Regions from separate parts of the Homo sapiens genome. Here region 2 is linked to region 1. Evidence: read pairs that join two places in POLR2A ChIA-PET (ENCODE). Cell type or tissue: GM12878. All regions are shown on one strand. Links, peaks and the distances in the headings refer to the core of each region. The heading gives the core; the rest is flanking DNA.

What was found. Peaks named below come from ENCODE experiments on the same cell type or tissue, not always from the same donor. Only the 100,000 strongest peaks of a DNase experiment are listed, where the experiment ranks them.
Region 2: POLR2A ChIA-PET joins it to region 1 with 5 read pairs; 2 of 35 experiments call an interaction of 5 or more read pairs at or near these places.

What each region holds. Positions count from the first base shown.
Region 1 is chr9:124,171,429-124,178,677 of GRCh38, reverse strand. No RefSeq gene overlaps it. Among named protein-coding and RNA genes, the nearest start is that of NEK6, 83 kb to the left of the region's middle. RefSeq lists enhancers at 3,977-4,046, 4,067-4,246. In GM12878, for the core only: no CTCF peak of the experiment used is centred there; a DNase peak (open chromatin) is centred at 4,143; H3K4me3 peaks cover 889 bases; H3K27ac peaks cover 815 bases.
Region 2 is chr9:124,015,069-124,022,058 of GRCh38, reverse strand. It overlaps LHX2 (LIM homeobox 2), which reads right to left. Exons shown (of 5, transcript NM_004789.4): 3 at 6,534-6,937; 4 at 755-960. Among named protein-coding and RNA genes, the nearest start is that of LHX2, 6.8 kb to the right of the region's middle. In GM12878, for the core only: no CTCF peak of the experiment used is centred there; no DNase peak of the experiment used is centred there.

The DNA of each region.
Region 1 (7,249 bases), core at 1,127-6,126:
GGGAGAAGATAACATATTCATGAATTGAGGACAGGCTGTTACTAAAATAAATCACTAAAAGATCTTGGAAATTTAAAATAATTGTTCAAATTTAAAACTCAGTAGGATGGCTGAATAGTAGCATAAATACAGCTAAAGAGAAAATTGGAATCAATTTAAAGATATGCAGCCCCTATGCCTCTTCTAGGTGTTTGCTTAGAGAAGCTCTTATGTGTATACGGAAATATGTATAAAAGTGTTCACTGCAGAACTGTTTGAAATAGCAAAAAATTGGAAGCAACCTATCATTCAACAGAGAACGGATAAATAAATCATGTTTTGATGCCATTACAGAATCCTATACAACAGGTAAAATGAATTACCTAGAGCAACATGTATCCACAGGGATACATTTTTAAAATATGATGCCTAGTGGAGGAAAATAGGCAATTGCAGAATGACAGATTTTACTTTTTTTTTTTTTTTGGAGACAGAGTCTTGCTCTGTTTTCTGTTGCCCAGGCTGGAGTGCAGTGGCATGCTTTTGGCTCACTGCAACCTCTGCCTCCTGAGTTCAAGCAATTCTCCTGCCTCAGCCTTCTGAGTAGCTGGGACTACAGGCACATGCCACCACACCCGGCTGACTTTTGTATTTTTAATAGAGATGGGGTTTCACCATGTTGGCCAGCCTGGTCTCGAACTCCTGACCTCAGGTGATCTGTCTGCCTTGGGCTCCCAAAATGCTGGGATCACAGGCGTGAGCCACCATGCCCAGCCCACTATATACCTTTTTTGATGCAGTCAGTATAACTTGGATGATTATACTTCAATTAAATTTACATTAAAAAACATATATGGAGCCAGGAGCAGTGATGCACCTCTAGTCCCAGCTACTCAGGAGGCTGAGGCAGGAGGATCACTTAAGGCCAGAAATTCAAAACCAGCCTGGCAACATAGCAAGACCTGTCTCAAAACAAAAGCAAAGGTCGGGCGTGGTGGCTCACGCCTGTAATCCCAGCCCTTTGGTAGGCCAAGGCGGGTGGATCACCTGAGGTCAGGAGTTTGAGACCAGCCTGGCCAATGTGTCGAAACCCCATCTCTACTAAAATACAAAAATTAGCTGGGCGCGATGATGTGCTCCTGTAATCTCAGCTACTTGGGAGGCTGAAGTGGGAGAATTGCTTGAACCTGGGAGGTGGAGGTTGCAGTGAAGATTGTACCACTGCACTCCAGCCTGGGTGATAAAGCAAGATTGCATCTCAAAAACAAAAACAAAAGCATATATGGAGAGTGCATACCCAAAATATATAAAGAATCTTTACAATGTGGTAAGACAAAGATGGGCAAAAGATTTGAACAGAAATTTCACAAAAGAAGATACATGAATGACAATAATTACATGAAAAGATACTTAGAGAAATGAAATTAAAATAATAACGAAGTACCACTACACACTAAACTTAAAAATACTGGCAATACCAAGTGTTGGCAAGGATATGGAGCAACTGGAACTCTCATAGATTGCTGGTGGAAATGCAAAATGGCACAGCCACTTTGGAAAAGAGTATGCTATCATCTTATAAAGTTAAACATAAACTTACCCTGTAACACAGCAATTCTACTTCCAAGTATTTACCCAAGAGAAATTAAAATATATGTCCACACAAAGATTAATACGCAGATATTTGGCCAGGCATGGTGGCTCACGCCTGTTATCCCAGCACTTTGGGAGGCCAAAGCGGGCAGATCACTTGAGGTCAGGAGTTTAAGACCAGCCTGGCCAACATGGCAAAAACCCATCTCTACTAAAAATACAAAAAAATTAGCCAGGTGTGGTGGTGTGAGCCTGTAATCCCAGCTGCTTGGGAGGCTGAGGCAGGGGAATTGCTTGAGCCCAGGAGGCAGAGGTTGTAGTGAGCCGAGATCACACCACTGCACTCCAGCCTGAGTGATAGAGTAAGACTCCATCTCAAAAAAAAAAACAAAAAACAAAAAACAGATATTCATAATTGTATTATTCAGAATAGCCCCAAACTGGAAGCGACTCAAATGTTTGTCAACTAGTACCTGGATAAATTAATCGTATTATCCATGCTTGGGAATACTACTCAGCAATAAAAAGTATGAACCATTCATAACACATGCAAAAACATGGTTGAATCTCAGAAGTATTATGCCAAGTGAAAGAAATCAAACATAAAAGACTGTGCTGCTTGATTCCATTTACAGAAAATGCCAGAAAAGGCAAAACTATAGTGACAGAAAGCAGTTGTTGTCTAAGGCCAGGAAAGGAGCAGGGGATCAACTGCAAAGGGGCAGGAGGAAACTTTTTTGGGTGGCAGAATTGTTTTATATTTTGATTGTGCTGATGGTTACAGAATTTCACACAATGACCATAGTCATCATATGGTACACTTAAAAAATAAGTGAATTCTATCATATACAAATAATACTTAATTTGTAATAAGTGCGTCCTATCCTATACAATGATAGACTCACTTATTTTAAGTGTACCATATGATAAAAAAGGTAATTAGAAATCACAAAGACCAGGTCGGGCATGGTGGCTCACGCCTGTAATCCCAGCACTTTGGGAGGCTGAGGCAGGCAGAACACTTGAGGTCAGGAGTTCAAGACCAGCCTGGCCAACATGGTGAAACCCCGTCTCTAATAAAAAATACAAAAATTGGCCGGGCATGGTGGCATGTGCCTGTAGTCCCAGCTACTCGGGAGGCTGAGGCAGGAGAATCACTTTAACCTAATAGGTTGAGGTTGTAGTGAGCCAAGATTGCACCACTGCACTCCAGCCTGGTGACAGAGCGAGACTCTGTCTCAAAACACACACACAGACACACACACACACTACACACAAAATAAAATAAAATAAAGATAGGAATCAAATATGGGGAAATGTTACAATCTGACAAGGTTGGGTGGTTGGGTGATATGTACTAGTCTGTTTATTATATTACTTATTCTTTATATTTTTCTGAATTGTGGACATATTTCAAAACAGCTCTTGAAAGAATGAATTAATTTAAAATAAGCTGAGGGTTTCTCTCAGACTGTAGTGCAAAAACCCCACACAATTAAATGGCATAGAGACTACACACAGAAGTTTCAATATTTATCTAGTACTTAGTAGAAGTTCCCATAAGGAGAAAATGGAGAAAAGATAATCAATCAGTAGAGGACATTTCCTCAAAGTGAACAAATACAAGAATCTGTAGATTGAGAGGATCAATCAGGTGCTAAGTAAGAGAATTTTGGGGGGCAGGGGTCAGAGGTACAGGGATTCCTAGACATGGGGAAAATTTCAGTGAGAAAATTCTTGAGAGAGAAAGAGCGCGAGATTAGTTATTCTCAGAGAAATAAGAATTAGATGGGCAAGTGACTTCTCTTTAACAACATTGGAAGGCAATGGAAAAAGAGATTCAAATTCTCTAGGAAATGATTTTGATCCTAAGATCATATACCTATCCTAACTAGACTTCAAAAGTGAGAGGAGGCCCCGCACAGTGGCTTACACCTGTAATCCCAGCATTTTGGGAGGCCGAGGCGGGCAGATCACCCGAGGTCAGGAGTTCGAGACCAGCCTCGTCAACATGGCAAAATCCTGTCTCTATTAAAAATACAAAAAAATTAGCCAGGCATGGTGGCGTGCACCTGTAGTCCCAGCTACTGGTGAGGCTGAGGCATGAGAATCGCTTGAACCCGGGTGGCGGAGGCTGCATTGAGCTGAGATGGTGCCACTGCACTCCAGCCTGGGCGACAGAGCCAGACTGTCTCAATTTAAAAAAAAAAAAAAAAGTGAGATGAAAATGAAGATGTTTTGGACAGATTCTCTCTAAACAAATTTATTACTCACAGACTCTAAAGGAACTGCTCGAGAATGTATTCAAGAAAAAGAAAGTGAATACAAGGCCAAAAAAGACATAGAGTACAGGAAACAGTGATTTTAAAAAAAGTAAAACTTTGTAGCTAAGTCTAATATTTGCATAACATAATAGCAGCAACAGCTAGCGCAGCAATAGCAATGATGACAATAGCAATGTAGGAAAAAAACCCCACATGATTTCAATGCGGAATGTATTCAGGAGTAAGGATGGGAAGTGAAAGTGTCACTAACTTCTTCAAGGAGAGGACAGAAACACGGAGGAACTCTAGACATACATAGAAAAATGCAAGTTTAAATAGTCTTAAACATTTATTGGAAGGAGATTTCTGTTTCTCGGTAGGATATGGTAGGTTATGGCTGGCCAATCCTCTCACTTCATTAATTAGGTAAAAAGGAAGTAAATTGCAAAGTCATTAGAGGCATCACTGAGCTATGGTAAGGAGGTCAAGATGAACTAAAATCCAGAGAGGGAAGAATTCTCCCTAGGTAAGTTGGGGATCATGATGAGACCGCCTTTGCAAAATTATGACTGAGAAAGTGAAAGAGATCTAACTTAATCGACTCCCTGTTGCTTCTAACCTCCAAGCTGTCCTTTTTTATTCCTGGGCCTAGGCTGAACTAACTTTGGGAGAAACTTAGTTTAAACTTTATAGTTTAAAACAAAGTTTAAAGTTTAAAACAGCCCTTTCCCAAAGAAGACCTCCTTCTTGCCTGGGGACTAGATTGACCTTGTAGGACTAACATCGGCCACAAGATTAGAAATTATGGTTGAGGAGTCACGCAGCTGGAGGCTTCAAGATTCTGACCCTCCCTAAACTGCCCCTAAGATCAGTGTTTGAGATATTTTGCAGACCCTGCACTTGATGGATCAGCTGGCACCATTCGGATCAATAAACTGGCTCATCTGATCTTTTGACCCCCACCCAGGAACCCACTCAGCACAAGAAGGCAGCTTCTACTTCCGGTGATTTCATCGCTGACCAATCAGCACTCCCGGCTCACTGGCTTCCCCCCACCCACCAAGTTGTCCTTAAAAACCCTGCTCCCCAAATGCTCAGGGAGGCTAATTTAAGTAGTAATAAAAATCCAATCTCCTGCACAGCCGGCTGTGCGTGAATTACTCTCTATTGCAATTCCCCTGTCTTGCTAAATCTGCTCTGTCTAGGCAGCAGGCAAGGTGAGCCCCTTGGGGGGTTACGGTAGCTGTTTTCCTCTCTGGTAGCGTTTCCCACTTCTAGGCTTGGACTGCAGATCTCGCTTGACTCAGGCTGAGAGGCTGTGCTGAAGGAAAGAGAAGCCAAAAAAGCTTTTGGTGGCTTTCTTACAATGCCCACGTGATGGGTGAAAACTAAAGGAACTCCCAATGTGCGGCTGGTGTTCCTCGCAGAGCACTATTTGAGTTTTGGGTCTGCGTGGAGGCTGAGTGGCTGGGCCAAAAACTTCTGGAAAGTGGAGTGAAATCTCCTGTGGTTTCACTGTGCTGAATCCCAACAGAGGGAGGGGACTGCCACCGACACAGGGGATCCCTCCCATCAAGAGACTAAAGAACTAAGCTCAAACCTGCAAAGGGAGGATCTGAATCTCTCACCGTCATTTAGAGTGGACAAGATAGAGATCTTCCAACCTCTCAATCAGAAGCCCAGGAGAACCAGACCCAAAGAACAGGAGTGAATCAGAGATAGTCTGAGACTTACTAAAAGTGCAACTAGGTCTTGATCCACCTCGATTCCTGATTGTACTGAGGTGAGCAGCTTCCCCATCCTATCTGCTTAACAGAGGAATGGGGAAATCTGGAGCCTCTATGATTCTTTTATGCACAATGTGTGGCATAATTTTTTAAATTGTTAGATATGTACAGTGACAGGAAAATGTGACCAAATAATCAATAGAAGAAAAAAACAATAGAAGCAAAGCCATAGATAAACTAGATAAAGGAGTTACTAGACAAGGGCTTTAAAATAACTACAATTAGTGTGTTAAATAAAATTGTGGAAAAGATGGACAAAATGAATGCAAAGATGGAGAATATTAACAGATATTTGAAATGTACAAGCATAATCAAGTGAAAATAAGAATATCAAAACTAAAAAACTCATTAAATGAGCTTAACAGTAGTTTAGATACAGCTGAAAAGGTAATTAGTGAAGAGGGAAATAGGTCCAAAGAAAATATTTAGATAGGTCAGAAACATGGAAGAAGGCAAATGAATGGAAAATATAGAACGAAGACATAGGTGACACAGTGAAAAAAAAAAAAGCCTTCCTCTCTTTCCTCTATTATCACTGTATAATTATAGTTCCAGGAATAGAGAAGAAAGAAAATGGAGTAGAAAAACATTTGAAGAGATAATGACTGAGAATTTTTCAAAACTGCAAAATGGGAGTAAACTGCAAAAAATACAGGAAGTTCAGCAAACCCAGGAGGTTAAAAATAAGGAAAACCACATGAAAGGGCATTATAGATAAATTGTTGAAAACAAAAGATAGAGATTATTTTAAAATAGAAAGAGACACAGGGAGGAAAAAGACACATTACCCATCTTCAAAGACAGTAAGATGTAAAGCTAACTTTTCAGTGGAAATCACAGAAGACAGAACACAGCATAACGAAATTGTTAAAGTATAGAAGGGAAAATTCTGGCAACTTAGAATGCTACACACAACAAAATACTCTTCAAAACTGAAGGTGATGTCTTCTTAATGTTTCTCCAAAAATTTGAAAAAAAATACTGAAGGTGAAACAATAATATTTCAAATAAACAAAGGTTGAAAAATTTATTGCCGGAAGCTTCACAGAGTAAAGAAGTCTTCTTCAGATTAGGAAACTGAGTCCAGAGAGATGTACAGAACTTCAGGAAAGAATGAAGAAAAATAGACAAATACCAGGGCAAATATTTTTAAACTGTTTCTAACAATGATACAAATGTGTTGTGAAGCTTATACATAGATGAAAGTAAAATATATGATAACAATATCATAAAGATCACAAGGAGGTAAATGGAGTTAAATTATTTACTTCAGGAAACTGCATCATCTAGGAAGTGGTAAAAGGACTAAGTTAATACCTACAGATGTGGGACAATGTCAAACGGTCTAATATGCCTATAATTGGAATCCCAGAAGTAGAAGAGAGAGAGAGGAAACAGGTCAGAAGAAATATTTAAAGAGATAATGGCTGAGAATTTCCCTAAAATTAATGAAAGACAACAAATAACAAATCACAGATCCAGGAAGCTCAGAGAATGCCAAGGAGGATAATTTTTTAAAGAGAGAATTACATCATATTCAAACCCCTGAAAATTTATGAGAAAACCTTGAATCTTACAGGCAGCCAGAAATAAAAGGCACATTACATTCAAAAGTACGAGGATGGG
Region 2 (6,990 bases), core at 1-5,000, 160 kb after region 1:
TCTCTAGGGGTGTGAAAATTTGGTGAAAGTTCTGGATCTTCTCTATTAAGAAGTTACTCGCACATGTAAGTGCAGTTCTGCTGAGTTTCACAGGCACCCAGCCGCTCCCCCACCCCACCATGTCCTCTGGGCAGTCCCGCCCCCACCTGCCCACCCAGGGAATCTGCCCACACACATCCCCACCACCAAACCTTGCTTCCAGGAGAGTCTGGGAGGCAGAAGATAAATCTAGAGAGATGCCTGAAGGAAGAGAGAGGGGGGAGTGAGACAGAGGCAGACAGCAAGAGAAGAGAAACTAGAGTGGGTAAGAAGCAAGAAGCAGGAGCTAATGATAGTCACCTTGGGTGTACGTCCTGGGATGGGGTGGGGCGGCCTCTAGATTTATCTGAAATGTTTGAACCTTTTATGATGTGAATGTGTGTAAAATGAGTGTCACTTGAATAATAAACAGAAACTAAGAATTGTTTAGAAGAAAGAAAAGAGACCGAGTGTGGAGACAATGAGGATGGAGCGATACGCAAACAGAAAAACAGAGAGGCAAAAACTGAAAAAGAGAAAAGACAAAGTAAGAAAAAAAAGACTGAAATACAGATGGGGACAGGCTGGAGAGGTGAAGAAAGAGAATGAGAAAGATTAAACACACAGAGAAGCAGACACAGGGTGGAAGGTCCTTCCAAGGCCCACGGCGAGGGGTGCAGGGTTCCACCCCAGTCCCTGGTGGTCGCAGATGCCCTCACCCCTGGCCCTGGCTGACCTGGAGGACCCGCTTGGTGAGGCCCGTCTTTTGCGCGAGCTGCTTCAAGTCCTTGGCGTCGGGGTTGTGGTTAATGGCAAAGTAAGACTTCATGGTCCGAAGCTGGTGGTGCTTGAAGGACGTGCGCATGCGCTTGGTCTTCTGGCTGCTCGGGTATGGCTGGTCACGGTCCAGGTGCTCTGCGTCGTTTTCGTTGCAGCTTAGCGCTAGGGAGGAGACACAGAGCCGGTGGGTGAACTTCCTGACCCGCCCCCCATGCCAAATCCACACTCGCCCCACCCACTGCCAAACATTTCAATCCTTAACCCTGCTGCATGTCTGCGCCACAATGAAAGGGGGACATCATCCCCATTTTATAGATGGAAACACTGAGGCTCAGAGACAGCGATCCACCCAGGATCACACTGCTAAGAACTGCAGCACTGAATCCCGGCTCTGGGAGAATCCAAAAATCATTCTGAGCCATTATGTTACAATAAGAACAATAGTAGCAGCAGCAGCAGCAGCAGCAACAACAGCTACGACTTGTTGATGGCCGATTGAACTCCAGGTGATGTGTTAAAGGGCTTTCCAGGCACATTTTCTTTAGGTACTTAAAACAATCCTAGGAGCACCAGGTATTATTTTTCCCGTTTTTACAGATGTTGAAACTGAGGCTCAGCAAGGGAAGTCACTTGACTTTGGACACAGCAGGACAGGGTCTCTGGGCCTGCCCTCCTCCTGTTTTCCAAGGCACTCTAAGGAGGAGTGCTTTCTGCCGTCTCCCCCTACCGTGTCTGGGACCGGCACCTAGAAACTGCTGAAACAGAGATTCATGTTCATTTTGCCACACCCAAAAGTACTGAGGGACCCCTGGGCCTTGGGCACTGGGCCAAAGGTTGGAAACTGCATTTTGCAGTTTAATCCTCATCGCTACCCTGTAAGATGATTGTTTCTCCGTGAACAAGTGGAGCAAATTAGGCTCGGGGAAGTTCAGAGATCTGCGGCAGTCCACAGAGAGCGGCAGAGTGGACGGGGAAGGAAGTCCGAGGCAGAAATAAACATGTAGTAGACACCTATGGTGTGTGTTTGGCTTTACAAATGTCACTGTACATCATTACCTCTCAGAGAGGTGGCTATGACTATTCCCATTTTAGAGATGTGGAAACTAACGCTAAGGGAAATGAAGCCACTTGCACACTGCCACACCACCGGTAACCAGCTAGATTGATCTTGATCTGTTGAGCCTAGATTTAGCACTGGAGTACTCCTTGTTTTCTTCCACTACACCACGAAGGGAGGAGGGAGCCTGTCCCTAACCACAAGGAGCCTCATGGGGGCCACGCTGCCAATGCCTGGCTGGCATTGGGGGTGGGGAATATGGGTGAAAACCTGGGCCTCAGAAAATTGCTCAGCCACCTGGAAGCTGATGGGGACCTGCAGGACCCCTCCCAAGGTCGCCTCCTCATGGCACCTCCCGAGCCATGCCACACTTAAGGTCTTGCCTTGGGGTAAGCCTCATAAGGGGTGTACATTCGGTCCGCCTAAAGTGAGAACTGAGAAGGTATCTTGTGCCCTCATCACATACCCGTAACAGAGCTCTAGATTTAGCAAATGAAAATACAGGTTGCCCAGTTAAATATAAATTTCAGAAAAATAATAAGTAATTTTTTAGTATAAGCATGTCCTAAATATTGCATGGGACATACCTATACTAAAAATGTATTTGTTGTTTACCTGAAATTCAAATACTACAGGTGACACAGCTATGCTAAAAAATTGTCATTTATCTAAAATTCAAATATTACACGGGACACTTATACTACAAATTTCAAATTTATTCGTTATTTTTCCAAAATGCAAATATTGCCGGGGACACTTACACTAAAAATGTATTTGTTACGTACCCAAAATTCCAATTTAACTGGGGATGCTGCATTTTGCCTGGCCACACTACCTCCAAAGGACTTTTACTCTGCTGGTGACCTCCCCCTTCCCCTGCCCAGATGGGGAAGAGCCCCTTGCAGAGAGAATTTGCAAGATACAAGTCTTGCCCCTGCCTTTGGAGCTGTTAGCTAGGGGCTACACCTCCTAGGGGCCTCTTTCCACCGGCACTCAGGTCCCCTCACCCCCGGGGCTGCATTCCCACAGAGAGCACGCCCAGAGTGAAGAGCGCGGGTCCGGCAATTTAAAGGGGATCAGAGGATGCCTCTGAACCTGATCCACCAGAACTGCTTGGAACCCGCTGAGGTGAGCAACCCTTTTCTTTCCCCCAGTCCCCAGCTCCACTGGGGGTGGGGCAGCCTCCCTACGGGGTATCTTTGGGCCCATCCCTCCACCGAGCCCCCGCCTGGGCCTGGCTGCTGTTAATGAGCTCCGTGGGGACCCCGGCGCCCCCATGGGCCCAAGGGACCTGCCCTGAGTGCCGCCTAGGTGGGGTAGTAGTGCGGGGGAGGGGGACAGAAAGGGCAGAGAAAGGAGAGAAAAAGACAAACACAGAAAGGCAGAATGGAGGGAGAGAAAGAGAGAGGGGGTAGGGACGGAAGATGGACAGAGCCAGGAAAAAGAGAGGACAGACAGAGGAAAAGAAAGCGAAGGAGCCAGGAGAACCACAGAGAGACAGCTACAAAGACAGCAAGAAATAGGGAGAGCGGAGGGGAAAGCGAGTCCCGGAAACAGGCGCAGCTTGTGGCGAGGGTCCGGTGGCCGAGCTGAATCCCGGGGCTCCGGGAGACCCGGTCCCTGCGGGGGAGGCCTTTTCCGAAGCCGTTATTGGCGGGGGAGTAGAGAAAAGGGGAAAGAAGGGGAGTGGAGAAAAAGGGAAAGGAGCCGGCCCTAAGTAGCGAGGCCGAGGCCGGCCAGAGGCAAGGGCAGGGGGCGGCGGCGGGGGAGGCAGCCGTGGGGCCCAGGTTTGGCCGGCGCCCCGAACCCCCTCACTCCCGCCCCCAGTGCCCGGGGGCGGGTCGAGATTCCCCAGGATCGGATCCGGGGAGGAGCGAGGGGCCGAGGGGAGGGGGAGGACCCGGGCTTTCTCTCTCCTTTTTTTTTTTTTTCCTCTCAATTAGGCCGATTCAATGGAGCTAAAGAGCTCGTAAAATCATGAATAATTTACTCGTGATCTGTTATTAACCCATCGGGTTTCGAGCTCTTGTCGCTGGGACTGAACCTGTAATCAAATCTGACTTCGCCTCATTTTACTAAAGACGAGATTGTAGGTTCAATTGTCTAAATAATGGATTGGAATCAAATCAGTAATTACGCCGCCAGGCACACACACACAAAAAGCTGGGGCTGGGGGAGGCCGGGCGTCCGGCCGGTCCGCGCGGGACTCCCGCGGCCGCGGCGCGCAAACCCAGGCGCAAAGTGCGCGGCCCGGGCCCCTCGCCCGCTCCTGCCGCCGTTTTCGCACCCCCAGCCCGCTGGCAGCCCCTCCCGGGGTAGGGGGAGGTTTCCGTTCCACCGGGGCCCGGGCCCGAGGGGCTGCGGGAAGAGGCCGCTGCGGCCCCGCCCCGGAAGGACTTTCCGACCCCGCGGCCCGCGGCTCTGCTGTAAGCCCAGCGCCCGGCGCCCCGACGGCGCCCCCTCCCCACTCGGCCCCCAGCTCGCCGCCCTTCAGTAAGGTGCCGCCGCGCCTCGGAGGGACTGTCCCCAGAGCAAGAGGCTTTGCAAGGGGTCGTCGTGGCTGGGCCACAGGATGTGGGACACTGCCACAAACAAGCTCGTGTCCCCGTGGTCGGAACCCTGCACGCACACGCACACGACCCGCGCCCGCACACCCCGTCCGCGATCGCACCCTCCAGGGTCCCCGCTTTCCAGTCCTAGCTGCCCCGCGGCCCACACTGCGGCCATTTCTCTCCTGCCAGTGCGGGAGGGGAGGGAAGGGCGGACGCCAGATCTAGGAAGACTGGGCTGGGCCCCGAGAGGCCGGGGAGATGCCCTCTTTCCCCAACCTAGTCCCGGGAGCCCCGAAAGAGCCAGCCGCATAGCCACCGCCGGCGCACCGAACGCCGTTTCTCTCAGGACTAGGAGCCCCGGCCAAGGTCGGAGAGGAGGGCACGGGAACAAACACGACACACACAGAGACAGAGATAGAGAGAAAGGACGGAGAGAACGGAAAGGAAAAAAAGAGAGAGGGAGGCCAGAGAGAAAGTGAGATGGCTGAATGGAGGGTGTCTCTTGTAGAGGTTAAACAAGGCTTGAAATTCAGCCTCCAGCCCACCTCGCTGGGGCAAACGGCGGCTGAACAGCAAAAAGCAGAAATAAATCTCTGTACCTTCTACTCTCTTTTTGCACAATCCTAAAACCGGCGCCGAACCTCCGTGCCCAGGAAAACAATACAGCTCCCCAGCCACCAGGTGCCCTGGAGCCGAGCCCCGCGAGGTGCTTCCGAGTGGAAGTTGACCCACTTGATAAATAGAAGCGGCTTGGTGTTGGGGGAGCCGGTCTGAACTCGGTTTTGTCTTTTTTTGGGGGGTGGTAGGAGAGGAGGGATGGAAGTTCCAGAGAGCTACATCTGTGGTAGTGCCTTCAGCAAATCTTAAATCCGCGCCACCGACCGGCCTACCGCTGCTTCACCATTTACCAAACTGGGGGCTGCGTTTTCCTCCCAGTTCCGCACACAGGGACACACGCCCCATGATCCTCCAAGCGATTTCGTTGGAGCGAACACCCGCCCCTCATTTCCCTCTCTATTCAACTCAGATTCTTTAAGATGAAAATAACTGACTTCTTCCCGCCGTAGCACCCTCTGCACAGTCTTGGGTTTGTTTTTGTTTTTGCTTTTTTCTGCTTGTGCATTAGACTAAAGGGAAAAGGAAGAAGAACACAAAATCTCCAAATCTAATTCTGTTGCAAACGAAAGAAAGAAAATAATTGCACATAAACTCTAGTTCGGAAGCCCGGAGAGTCATAAACCTTTCCGGGCCTTGCAGACTTCGGGCAGATGTTGACGGCTCATTTGCCGGAACTCAGAACCTCTGCAGCTGTCCTGAGCAGGGAGGGGCGCGGGAGGGGGCAGAGCTTCTCCGGGAATGGCCTGGGGTTCAAAGATGCCGGAAATCCGAACCAAGCCCCCCACCTCACCCCACCCCACCCCACCCCGGCGCGAGGCCAGGCCTGCTCCGGTCTCGTCCCCGCCCGGGGGGCTCGCTTCCGAGGGTCACGGCCCTCACCCCAGCAGGCGCCAGGAAACTCGGAGGAAAAAGTCCGGGAAAACTGAGACCTGTCTTTAAAGGAGGATCGGGCCGAGCAAAAGGAACCGCAGCCTTTGCTTTCCTGAGTTCCCCAAGCCCGAGTTCCCCAAGCCTGCCGCCCTTGGGACATTTCACGAGGTCAGGCCGCACTCCAGGCCGAGCTCGGCGCCCCGGGCCACAGCCAGCCCTTTCTCTTGGGACCCTCGCCGCCCTGCCTCGTTCCTTCGCTGCCCCAGTTCCCGGCCCTCAGCCGCGCCAACCCAAAACCTGTTTGGCGTCAGCGCCGCCTTGCTTTCTCCATCCCTGCCACTTCCTGCCTAGCAAAGTGGGGCAAAGGCCCAAACCAAAAAGCCATCTCCAAAAAAACAATTTATCAGAGACAAGGCCCTGCACCCGGAGCAGCAAGGGACCACTGCACCCTCTCCTCCCGCTCCAGCCGAGGACGCACAGTCTGGAAGCCCAGGGGGCTAATGTCCCTTCTGCGAGGCCGTCCGGTGCTTAAGGCTCGCTATTTGCCCAGCACACAGAGATTCAATCCAGCTCCCGGCCGTCGAGGCCGCACACTTTCCCCCAACCCTATGGGGGCGCTTCGTGCGCCGCGCACTCACCAGCGTTGTAGGCCGCCAGATCCGCACCGGGGCCCGGGCTCTTACGTTTCCTCGGCCGCCCCTTCTGCACAGTGCCCACGCCATTGTAGTAGGGAAGACCCAGAGGGTTGGCCCCTGCTGCGCCCAGCCCCGCGCTCTTGGCCGCCGCGGCTGCAGCGGCCGCCGCTGCCACGTCGGCATGGTTGAAGTGTGCGGGGTACTCGCCCTGCAGCAGCGCCTCGAAGTGCAAGCGGCAGTAGACCAGGCTGTCCTTCATGCCGAAGTGGTCGCCCGTGGTCAGCATCTTGTTACACGTGGTGCACGTGAAGCAGTTGAGGTGATAAACCAAGTCCCGAGCGCGCATCACCATCTCCGAGGCCGAGATGCCCAGGTGGCAGCGGGCGCAGCGCTGCACAGAGAAGCGCCTGTAGGGACCATGGAGGGAGGGGCTGTGGGAACACACGGTTGGGTACCCCCC